Regions from separate parts of the Homo sapiens genome. Here region 2 is linked to region 1. The links are chromatin loops, found by intact Hi-C in ENCODE. Cell type or tissue: MCF 10A. All regions are shown on one strand. Each heading gives the region's core, and the rest is flanking DNA. Links, peaks and the distances in the headings are about the cores only. Region 1 holds the start of CBLN2 (cerebellin 2 precursor). Region 2 has its middle 130 kb from the start of CBLN2.

Evidence for each region. Peaks named below come from ENCODE experiments on the same cell type or tissue, not always from the same donor. Only the 100,000 strongest peaks of a DNase experiment are listed, where the experiment ranks them.
Region 2: it touches region 1 in a loop (9-fold over the local background); 3 of 110 quality-filtered maps call a loop at or near these places.

Annotation. Positions count from the first base shown.
Region 1 is chr18:72,541,482-72,546,860 of GRCh38, forward strand. It overlaps CBLN2 (cerebellin 2 precursor), which reads right to left and starts at 2,861. Exons shown (of 5, transcript NM_182511.4): 1 at 2,496-2,861; 2 at 2,005-2,049; 3 at 323-845. The coding sequence starts at 679. In MCF 10A, for the core only: a CTCF peak has its summit at 3,002 (motif pointing left); a DNase peak (open chromatin) is centred at 2,960.
Region 2 is chr18:72,669,506-72,674,884 of GRCh38, forward strand. No RefSeq gene overlaps it. Among named protein-coding and RNA genes, the nearest start is that of CBLN2, 130 kb to the left of the region's middle. RefSeq lists an enhancer at 5,095-5,234. In MCF 10A, for the core only: a CTCF peak has its summit at 3,086 (motif pointing left); a DNase peak (open chromatin) is centred at 3,066.

The sequences.
Region 1 (5,379 bases), core at 279-5,278:
CGTGCAATGCTTCCTTTTGGGAAACATATTTCAAATCTTTAGGTTTACGGAACTCTTAGAAAGCTTAGACAGCCTTAAGGGACTCTCAGTCATCCAAGTGCCAAGTTAGCTGATCATTTAAAAGTTTTTAAAAAGCCAAAATGTGGAAAAGGGAAAGAGTAGGAGTGCGTTCTATGAAACGGGAGGAAAGAGACTAGCAGGGCAGAGGGGGAGGACAGAGCCTGGGAACTCCACGTCCAAGAAGCCTGAACCCCAGCCCGCGCGCGCAGGTCCCCGCCCCTCTCCCCGGGCTGGGGGCGGGGTGGGCAGGCCGACGGCTGACCTGGTCGAAATAGATGGTCATGGTGCGGTTGCTCATCTCGGACGGCTCGTGGTTGGTGCTCCGCGTGGCGGAGAAGGCCACCTTGGCGCTGCCGGAGCGCACGGAGATGCCTAGGGAGGAGGTGACGGCGCCGTCCGCCGACGGGCTGGAGTCGCACACCACCAGGCACTTGCCCTCCAGCACGATGGGCTCCGTGTCGTTCTGCGCCCGCACGGGGCAGCAGGCGGGCAGTAGCAGCAACAGCAGGGCCAGCGCCACCCCCAGGCAGGATCCGCAGCCGCCCGGCTCGCGCAGCGCCCCCCGGCGCCCGGGCATCATCAGCCGCAGCCCGAGTGGCCCCCGGCCGGGCGCCTGCATCGGGACTGGTGGGAGGCGGCGCGCGGGGGTGGAGGCCGGCGCCGGCGCGAGCGGCGCGGAAGGGCGCGAAGGAACGCGCGGAGCTCGCAGCAGCCTCCGGGGGCCTTCGTCCCCGGCTCTGACGTTCAAGGCCAGGGTCGTTCTCAGAAGAAAGGCGCCTGTGAACCTGTCAGGGCACAGAACCCAAAGCCTTACACCGGGAGGTGGAGCCACCGGGAAGAAGGGGGACTGGGAGCAGGTGCCTGCGGCTCGGGGGTTCTCCCCGAAGGCCACCCCCTTGGTCCCGCGCACAGCCAACCCGCTTTCCGATCTGGCACAACAGGTCCGGAGAAACGCCCGGGCGCAGCTGGCAGCGCATCCCTGAAGGCTCCCGAGCAGCGCGCGGGGCTGCGACGAGGGAGGGGGCCGCGCTTCTGCAGGTCCTCGTCGCTAAGACGGGCCCCGAGACCCTCAGAAGGCGTCACCGCCACCCCGCCCATTCACCAGCGCGGAGGGGGCTAAGACGCAGGCAAAGAAAAACCTACGAATGCTTGCCTTCTCGCCTTCATCTCACAGCATTTCCTTGGAGCAGCACCAAGGAACCCTTTTCCTATCCCTTGTTTCCCTGCTATCCTCTATTTTTCAATCCTCGAGATGTTTTTAAAGTCCATTTAAGTCCCTTTGGTACAGATTTTATCTGTTTTCCACCCACAGAACAAATCCCAGGAATCTCCTTGGGGCGAATAAGATTACTAGGGGGGAAATGACACCACACACACACACACACACACACACACACACACACACACACACACACACGGGCAGTAAAGCCAAACACCTACTTCCAAGGTCCCTGCAGCCACTAGCGAGCCCCCTTGGGTGAAACCCCTGGGATTCCTCTCTTAGGCGAAGGACCGATTCCAACGACGGAATCCCAGGCTTGGGTTATTCTCCAGCTCTGGTTTCCAGACCACGGGGATTCTCTCTTTCTCAGCGGGGCGGCAGCCCCTGCAGGTTTCTGCGAACTTACGCGCCCGTCTGCACTTTTGCCCCGTCCCCGCTCCTCCCAGGAAAGCAGACAGGCCATTTCAATACCAGCCCAGAGACACGCAGAGAAGCCGCCCCCTCGCCGCCCACAGCCTCCCATTAACTCTTCCAGTATTCTTTCTAAGAACAGAGAAGTTGGCTCTTGATAAATATCCGCTGTCCGCAGCCCCGATCCTACATGATTTCCCTTCTCTCTCTCCACCTCCTCCACCCCTCGATCTGGACCAGGGAGAGTCTTCGTTAAAATCCACGCAGAAGGCGCTTGCATGCGGAGGGGAGGGCAGGTCGGGGGTGGTTACCTGGAACATCCATGCTGGGCGAGCTCCGCTGTCCGCGAAGTTGCTCTGCTTAGAGAAAATGAGGCGAGTGGGAGCTGTCGGGAGGAGGACACGGAGCGCGACCCTGCTCCCAGCGCGTGGCCAATAACCGCGCCGCCCCGCCCTGCCGCTTTCCCGCGCCAGCCTGCGCCGCTTCAGGGGTGCACCACGCCCCGCGCGCCCGCTTAGGCGCCGCGCCCGGGACCGGGAACCCCGCGTCTCGCCCGGCTCAGCGCCCCGCGCTGTGCGCCCAGGTGCCTCCAACCCCTGGGCTTCGCGCCCGCACCGCTGCCTGGGGCCCCTCGAGCTCCCGCGCTCAGCGCGTCCGCAGCGCGGCTCCCTCGCGGGTCCCCTCGGCCCCGCAGCCCCGCCAGTCTCCAGAGGGCATAGCCGAGCGCTGCCGCCTCCCTAGGACTCGGAACCTTCCCTGCTCCCAAGCCCGCCGCACCCTCCAACGCCCCGGTCCTGCTCACCCAAACGCCCAGAGCAAAATACTCCCAGACGTCTCTTTTGAAAATTAGACACCCTTAAAAGCACCGGTCGCTTCTCTTCTTTTAGATTCTTTCTTTTCTTTCCCCAATTCCCTCCAAGTCTTAATATTGAATGGCGTGACCACTTTCATAATGACAGGAGCGAAAAAAACAATAAGTTAAAAAAAAAAAAAAGAAGAAGAAGACTGGGATGGCTGGGACGAAGAGAGGGAAAAAAAAAGCTTGAGAATTTGATGATTTAGGAGCTGTGGTTCCAGAGTCCCAGTTGGGGAACTGTCCGGTTCCCGCAGGGCTAGAAGAGGGGCCTCCGGCCCGGGTCTGTGTGTCTGCTCCTCTGGACCTCGGACTGGTGGAGCGGCTGGCGCTTGCGCTTATTTATTAAATTGCGGTGTCCGCGCTCGCTCAAAGGACCCGGGGAGACGCGCTGGGTTTCCCAGCTGCGCCTGGAGCTCGGCTGAGGGCGCAAACACGGACGTGGGGCGCCACCTGCGGGTGCCCGGGCCTCCCTGCCGCAGGCTGCGGACCGGCGGACTCCGACAGAAGACGGGGGAGTCCTGGCCGCAAGGCTGAGGTTTGCTGATGGTCTTCTTTCACCCCAAAAGCAGCGCTGACCTCTGCAATAATAATAATATAATAATAATAATAATGATAGCAACCACAAGAAGAACAATAATGACCAGTCTTCCCGGTATCCTTCAGTACTTTTACTCCTGGCAAAACCAAGCAGCACGCCGCCTGATTTTCCGGATCTTCACTGATCTAACAAACAACTCTGCCAAGATGATAAATGCTGCGGTGAGGTTATCATCGGTTATTATCGTCGGCACAACGTTTGCACAGACAACTGGGCCGTATAGTTTATGCTGGTCTAAAAAACAATCAATATTTAAATCTACACTCTATAGCCTGATTTTTTTTTAAAACATGGTTAAAAAATACTTTGTCCTTTGACATGCATTATACGTCTTTTCTGATAGGCTAATAATAATAATAATAATAATAATAATAAAGTTAGCCAGTGCTGTTCATTAGAGCATCTGTATTTCTTATTCCTCCAGACTTCACACCGAACCCTCTCCCCTTTGAAGATTTCAGCAGTGTCTGATTCCACCTTAACAAACGGAGGTCTTTTCAGGTAGGGGGTTTTGAAGGCCTTATTTTCCCATAGGCCCTCTCACCGCTATTCTCCCCATTTAGAACAGAACTGCCAAGGCATCATCTCTAAGCACTGGAGATGAAATTCACGATCAGTTCAACTGGAATGGATATGCAGAAAGTCATTGCACACTGCTGCGTGAGACAAAATATTTAGTATGGGTGTAAGGATGTGATTAAAAGTACCTCTGAGCCAAATGCTTCCTGGTTAACCTAGCATGCAAAATAGTAGAAAATATACAATACTTCCAAAATCTCTCATCCTCCTAAGCTATACTCACTGTAAAGTAAATGTCATACTTCAACACTTTTGTACCATGCTGGAGATAGGTACTGGCATTTGCCAGGATGCTTTTTCAAATCCACCACAGTTTGCCATGTTTTGTTACCATTTTTGTGAGTTTAACAGAGTGGAAATGCACTCTTACTTTCAAATAGTTATTTTATTCCACTATTTCATCCATGTGATAGTGTCTTACTGTCAAAATAAGCCCCCATCCATCATTCCACCATAGAGAGAACTGATTTAAGTGTAAGCATAGATAGCAAAGAACACTAGATATTTGAAAGACATGTGAGACACAGACATAATTAGACCAATCTGGGGATGCTAATTTATAGCAATACCTCTCACACATCTGTAAGTCCTTAAATAGCAACTCTACTCAGCATCTTTCCTCAATACTGTAAGCATTCCTTTTGACTAATATAAATGCAAGCACACATGAACTATCGTCATCAACACTGGGGGAAAAAAGAAAACCACTTTCTATGTGGCAACATAAATGTTTAGATTATATATATGTAGAGACACCTTTAATCTATGTGACTTATTGGACTAAGTTATTGAAAAAAGCTATAAGCATTCTTATATAATAAACAGGTTAGGTTTAATTTAGACTAGAGATTATTTTAGAAGAAACCATAAAAGATAGCAAATTGACAGAGAAGCAGATTATTTATTCATTGATTAATTAGTTGTTTCACATAAGAAGATATTAAAGTCGGCCGGGCGCGGTGGTTCACGCCTGTAATCCCAGCACTTTGGGAGGCCGAGGCGGGCGGATCACGAGGTCAGGAGATTGAGACCATCCTGGCTAACACGGTGAAACCTTGTCTCTACTAAAAATACAAAAAATTAGCCGGGCGTGGTGGCGGACGCCTGTAGTCCCAGCTACTCGGGAGGCTGAGGCAGGAGAATGGTGTGAACCTGGGAGGCGGAGCTTGCAGTGAGCCAAGATCGGGCCACTGCAGTCCTCCGGCCTGGGTGACAGAGCGAGACGCTCTCTCTCAAAAAAAAAAAAAAGATATTTAAGTCAAGTGTTGGAATTTTAGCTTGTAAATATGCTTAGAAATTTTTTAAGAAAATGTCTAAGATTTAAAAGCAAAAGTTTTTCTAGTTATCTCAGGGATTCCTTTTTCTCTCCCTTTTCCATGTTAATAATTGTTGCTATTACTACTAGAACATTAATAGTGGACATTCCCACAGACAATAACAATGACAGCCATTTATGGAACACCTGTGGTGTGTGAGATATTGCACCATGTCTTTTGTCTGGGATATAACACGATTTAACACCCACAGCAACCCTGTGGTAAAGACAGGTGTTCACACAGAGCTGAAGAGGAACATATTCTAATATTAGGGAAAAATGTGGGAAGGGAAGACGCTGGGATAATTCAAGTACCCTTCCTCTCATTTTTTCTAAAT
Region 2 (5,379 bases), core at 280-5,279, 130 kb after region 1:
AAGGTATATGTACAGATAAGCAAACACTTGTTAACATGTACAATTAATAATTACCAATCAAATTTGGCAAGTGATTACTTGGTGCCAAGCACCATCCAAATGATTTGCTGGGTAATATCCCAGTCAATCCACCCTAAGGCTGTGAGGTAGACACTACAGTGATTTGCCTAACTTTGAGAAACCATGAAATCAAGGCATACGTGTAAGCGTAGCCAGAGTTCAACGTGGTAAGAAATGAAGTCTAGATCCTCTAAGTCTTGTCCCTTCCTGCCTACCTGCCTTCTCCTTCTCAATTTATCCAAGGGGGCACACACCGTCAATACTGGTTTCTCTGCTCATATGTCATTTGCATGATTCTGTTGCACTGGGTGAGTCCTAACTGCCAAAATAAGATTTTTTGTTTACTCTGAATTGATTCAGTAAATAAAGTAAATGTAGATTTTCCCCCATTTTTAAGTTACTCTGAAGGAAGAATTCTTTTTACAATACCTCTGTCCTATTATGTTAAGTGAAATAAGCCAGGCATGGAAAGAGAAATACCATACGATCTCACTTGTATGGAGAATGGAATCTAACAAGCTCCAACTCTTAGAAGCAGAGAGTAGAATGGTGCTTACTCAGGGCTAGAGGGTGGGGTGGGAAGGGTAGGAATGAGGAGCTGGTCAAAGGATAAAACATTTCAGAATGACAGGAAGAATAACTTTTGGAATCTAGTCCGCAGCAGAGTGACTATATAGTCAATAAAAATGTGTTGCATACTTAAATATAACTAAGGGTGAATTTCAAATGTCTCTCTACAAAAAATGACAGGTAAGCAAGGTGATGACCATATTAATTAGCTTGATTTAATCATTCCCTTGTATACCTAGACCAAAACAGTGTTGTACCCCATAAATGTATATAATTATGTTTTGTAAATTAAACCTAACATTAAAAATATACCTTTGTTTTAAAGGTTCAAAATAAGGATTCACACACCTAGGAAAAAATGTCATTATGGAAACATATATAATAATTTGGGGAAATAAAGTGTAAACTTACAGGTAATGATGAGACTGCCCAAAGAGGCTAAATAAAGTCAATGCAACCAGAACTGGTGTGACTTAGGGGTGAGTGCCCTGAAGACTTGCTATCTGAGCAAAATTAAAGGATGACAGGAAGAGGGGCAGGTCTGGGACTGGCCAGGGAAAGGCAGTGGGACATAACTGGTGTAATACACAGACCCAAATGGCTGGCTGGGGAGGACTTTACACTGGTTTCTATAAGAATAAGCATCTTTATACTTGTGTTGATATTTTGACATGTTCAAAAAAACCGTAATTAATGGAATGAATTGTTCAGTTATGTCACTTTTGGATAACATGATGGTCAGTGTTTCCCTCAACAACAAGTACACCACATTTATTTTAGACCAACTTACTGATTGTCTATTCCAATAGAATTGTTAGTAGATTTTTTTTAACATGAGTCAGTACCTATTTTTCAGTTTTCTCAAACAAATGCTTGCTTATTTGAGACATTTGTCTGTCCTAATTATTGGCATTCACTTCTCAGGGAATTTGAAGTAAATAAAATTGACAATGGTTTTAGATCTTCTAGTCCAAAAGGGTCTGATAATTGATCAGTTAATCAAAACTGCACTTTATATTGAGAAATAAAAAGAGTGATACTTACATGTTAAACATCAGATGTAACAATGAAGCACGTGTTGATATTCATTTGCTAATCTGTTGATATGGAGCCAGAATTCTTCTCCTAGTTTGAATTGAGATCTTGAAGTTTGATCTCATCTATCATGAGTAAATTACAGCCCTACGTCATCTTTTATGATTTCTGGCTTCATTTAATTTAGTGGGAGCAGGAATCTGAAGACTTATGAAGCAATCTGATTTCAGATTCAGAATTTTACATTTTTACATTTTTTTAAGATCTTTTAAATTTCTACTTATATGTAAACAGTGATTTTTTCCCCACACGAATCCAGTTTTTCACATCCATTCCACAAAGTCTTTACAGGAATAAAAACAACAACCTCTAGATTTGCCTTCACAGTTGATCTGTTTAGATGATATTTGATTATATTATATAATTTAAATAATAAGCTCAGCCATTACAAATGGTATTTTGAAGAAACAACACCAAGTCTTGGTAAATGTACAAGTTAGCCATAAGAAGCAGAAATTGGAGAGTATTCAGTAAGTCAGGAGCAGCACTAGGCTATGGGTTGATACCACCATGTCTAAGAGACAAAATAAATAAACAAAAGAAGCAATCTAGCTGAAATGATAATCCATTATGAGAACAACTCCATTAACTCCAATTAACTTCTTAAATAATTATTGCCTTAAACTCTTCCGAGAAGCCGAAACTAAACTCACATTCCGAAGACCATGCCTACTATATAAATGCACACAGGAACAGAGGCCCCAAAGCTAGGGAAGTAGACGTCCCCTCTCATACATACACAAATAGACATTCCTGGGTGTCCCTCATCTGCACAGCCATAAATGTAGGATCGCATAAAGAGGAACATAAAACAACTAGTTCAGAATCTCTCCTCAATGCTCTCCTTTCAATCACCTACACTCAAAAAGACAAGTCAACTGCTAATAGAATTTTTCCTAATAACAAGAAGTTAATGCATCAACAAACTAGAAGCTAAGCATAAATTTTTAATCTGATTTGAAAACAGGATGTTAAGATGTGTTTTGAAATTAATGTTGCATTTTATTTTATCTCTGATCAATATCTGGAGGCGACTGTGAGTGGACTGTGGAAATTGAAAGCACTTCTTTGCATGTGCAGATATCTGGGTGATTTCCCTTCAACCTGTCCCATCCTTACTCTACCCTCTTGCTTCTGGAAGCAGAGAAAGAGAAGGGGCAGGCTTTGGCAAAAATAATTTTATTTTAAGGCTTTAATCACATTTTAATAAAAATCAACACACCATTTTAAAATGTGAGTTCACTGGATGAGATCCAGCAATCAGATTTTATAACCTCCGTGTTTATAAACTTTCCTCAACCTTTTCTGAGAAGTAATGGTCCATGTGAAATTCATTGGCCCCCTCTGGTGGCATCTTGAAGACATTACCAGCACACAGCTTTCAAAGGATTTTAGTAAGTTTCTAGGCTTTCAGGAAGTCATTTTGAAGAAAGAATCAAGAATATAATTTTGTTTCCATAACTGAAATTTATTTGAGAATGTCATAAGCAATTTTTATTTATACAAATTTTAATAAAAATGATAATTGCCTGAATCTCCAATAAATTTGATAGATACATGTTTTTAGTTGAAGAAGACGGCTAAATCTTTTTTACCTTGGGCCAATCTTAAAGCAAAAGCGGGAATATGTCAGTGACCATCTCGAAATTTTGAACCGAAGAGCCTGACATGGTGAGACAAGGAATTCTGCTTTGCTGGTTCCTACCCAGTCAAGCAGAAGATTGCGTAAGTCCCCCTAAGCACTTGCAGAGAGAAAGGACATAAAAAATACACACTTCACATGCTACATTATGAAGGGCACGAGGGCAAGTTTTAACCAAACCCGAGGCCCCATGCGGCCTAATTCTTCTCAGTTTGCCAGTGATGCATGGTGATTGACAATATTGAGAATGTCATGGTTGTTACCTGGAAAGAACACAGCCGGGAAAGAGAGCTTCTGGAAGGTTCGGTGTGCAGAGTTACACCAGCGATGTTCAGGGGCACACAATACACAACATGTTTGCAGGGAGACAAAGAGGCAGTGATACGACACATTTAGGCAATTGTGAATTTTTATAATTAGTGTCACATCTCTTTAGAAGTTTCTCTGAGTAATACAAGGTCAAAACTAAAACAACACCATCAAAATAGAGCTGTAAAAGCATCGTAAGAAATTTTTTCTAAGGCAATTTATATGGATTTCTCAATACTATTTGAATAAATTGTCATGTCAGCTATATATGTGTGTACATACAGGATTACACAGTCAAACGCCCACTGCAGTTTAAGATACAGAAGTAAGTGACCTTTCTTACATGTTCAAACCTTAGTGATTTTCAGTGACTCCCTGAACAGAGTAGCAGGGATCCAGGTTTCTCCCTCGTGGAGCTGTACCATTGTCACCGTGGTTGTCTGGACTCTGCTTCCTTCCTCCCATCTGCGAATGTGCTCATCCAATTAGCCCTGCAACACGGCTCTGAGGGTCCCTCCAGCTCCCTCAAAATCACTCTCTATGCACTTCTCCCTACCTGGATGCTTTATTACAACATCGACAGAGACCCTTAATTCTCCACTAATGCCCCCGAATCTCACCTGTGTGTTTTGTTTTTAATTATTTAAGGCTCTTTTTCTATTTTTCGGCTTTATCGAGGTATAATTGGCAAATAAAATTTTTATTTAAGGTGTACAACTTGAGGAGATGGAATGCATTGTGAAACAATCACCAAGCTAATCAGTAGATCCATGACCTCACATAGTTATCCGTGTGTGTGTGTCACCTTCCTGACAAATTTCAAGAATTCTAGACAGTAGTGTTAACTTTAGTCACAATGCTGTACATTAGATCTGCAGGACTTACTTATCCTACATTACTAAAGTTTGTATCCTTCAAACAATATCTCCCCGTTTCATTTTCTCCCACCCCACCCCAGGTCCCGGTAACCACTCTTTTACCCTCTATTTCTATGAGTTTGACTATTTTAGATTCCACATGCAAATGAGACCATGCAGTATTTGGCTTTCTGCATCTGGCTTAATTCACTTAGCACAATGCCTTCCAACTTCAACCGCATTGTTGCAAATGGCAAAAATTTCTTATTTTTAAGACTAAATAATATTCCATTGTGTGTGTGTGTGTGTATATATATATATATATATAAATTCTATTGAAAATAGACACTTGCAATTTCATGTCTGGTTTTGAGGTCTTTGACAGAGAAAACATACTTTCCTCTATTTACAGAATCTTCATCCATACTGAGTATTTTTTTCTGGATCAGTGGTAATACATATTTCTCCTGGTCCATTTTTGGAGTAAAACTACCAGTTATTTGAGATGCCTTTATGCTTTCCAAAATGAATTTCACAAAAGTTGTAGAGACTATTTCTGTCCGACTGCCTGATCTGGTCACTGATAATCTTTAAGAATACCAACATGATGAGTCTTGTGGAAGAAAACCTCTGACTCTGGAGAGGAGCTGAAATAGCAGAAGCTTCTTTCCTGGCTTCTCCTGTTTGCTAATCAGTAGAAATGGAGGCAGATCCTCTCTCTGGCTGCATTGCAGACTGTGTGGCAGATGGGACGTGTGTTGCTCACATCTGCTACAAGAGTGCACCTCAGCAACAGGCGTGCCTTGGCGGGGAGCCTCCAGCCGCAGCCACCCCCAGGTCTGCCCC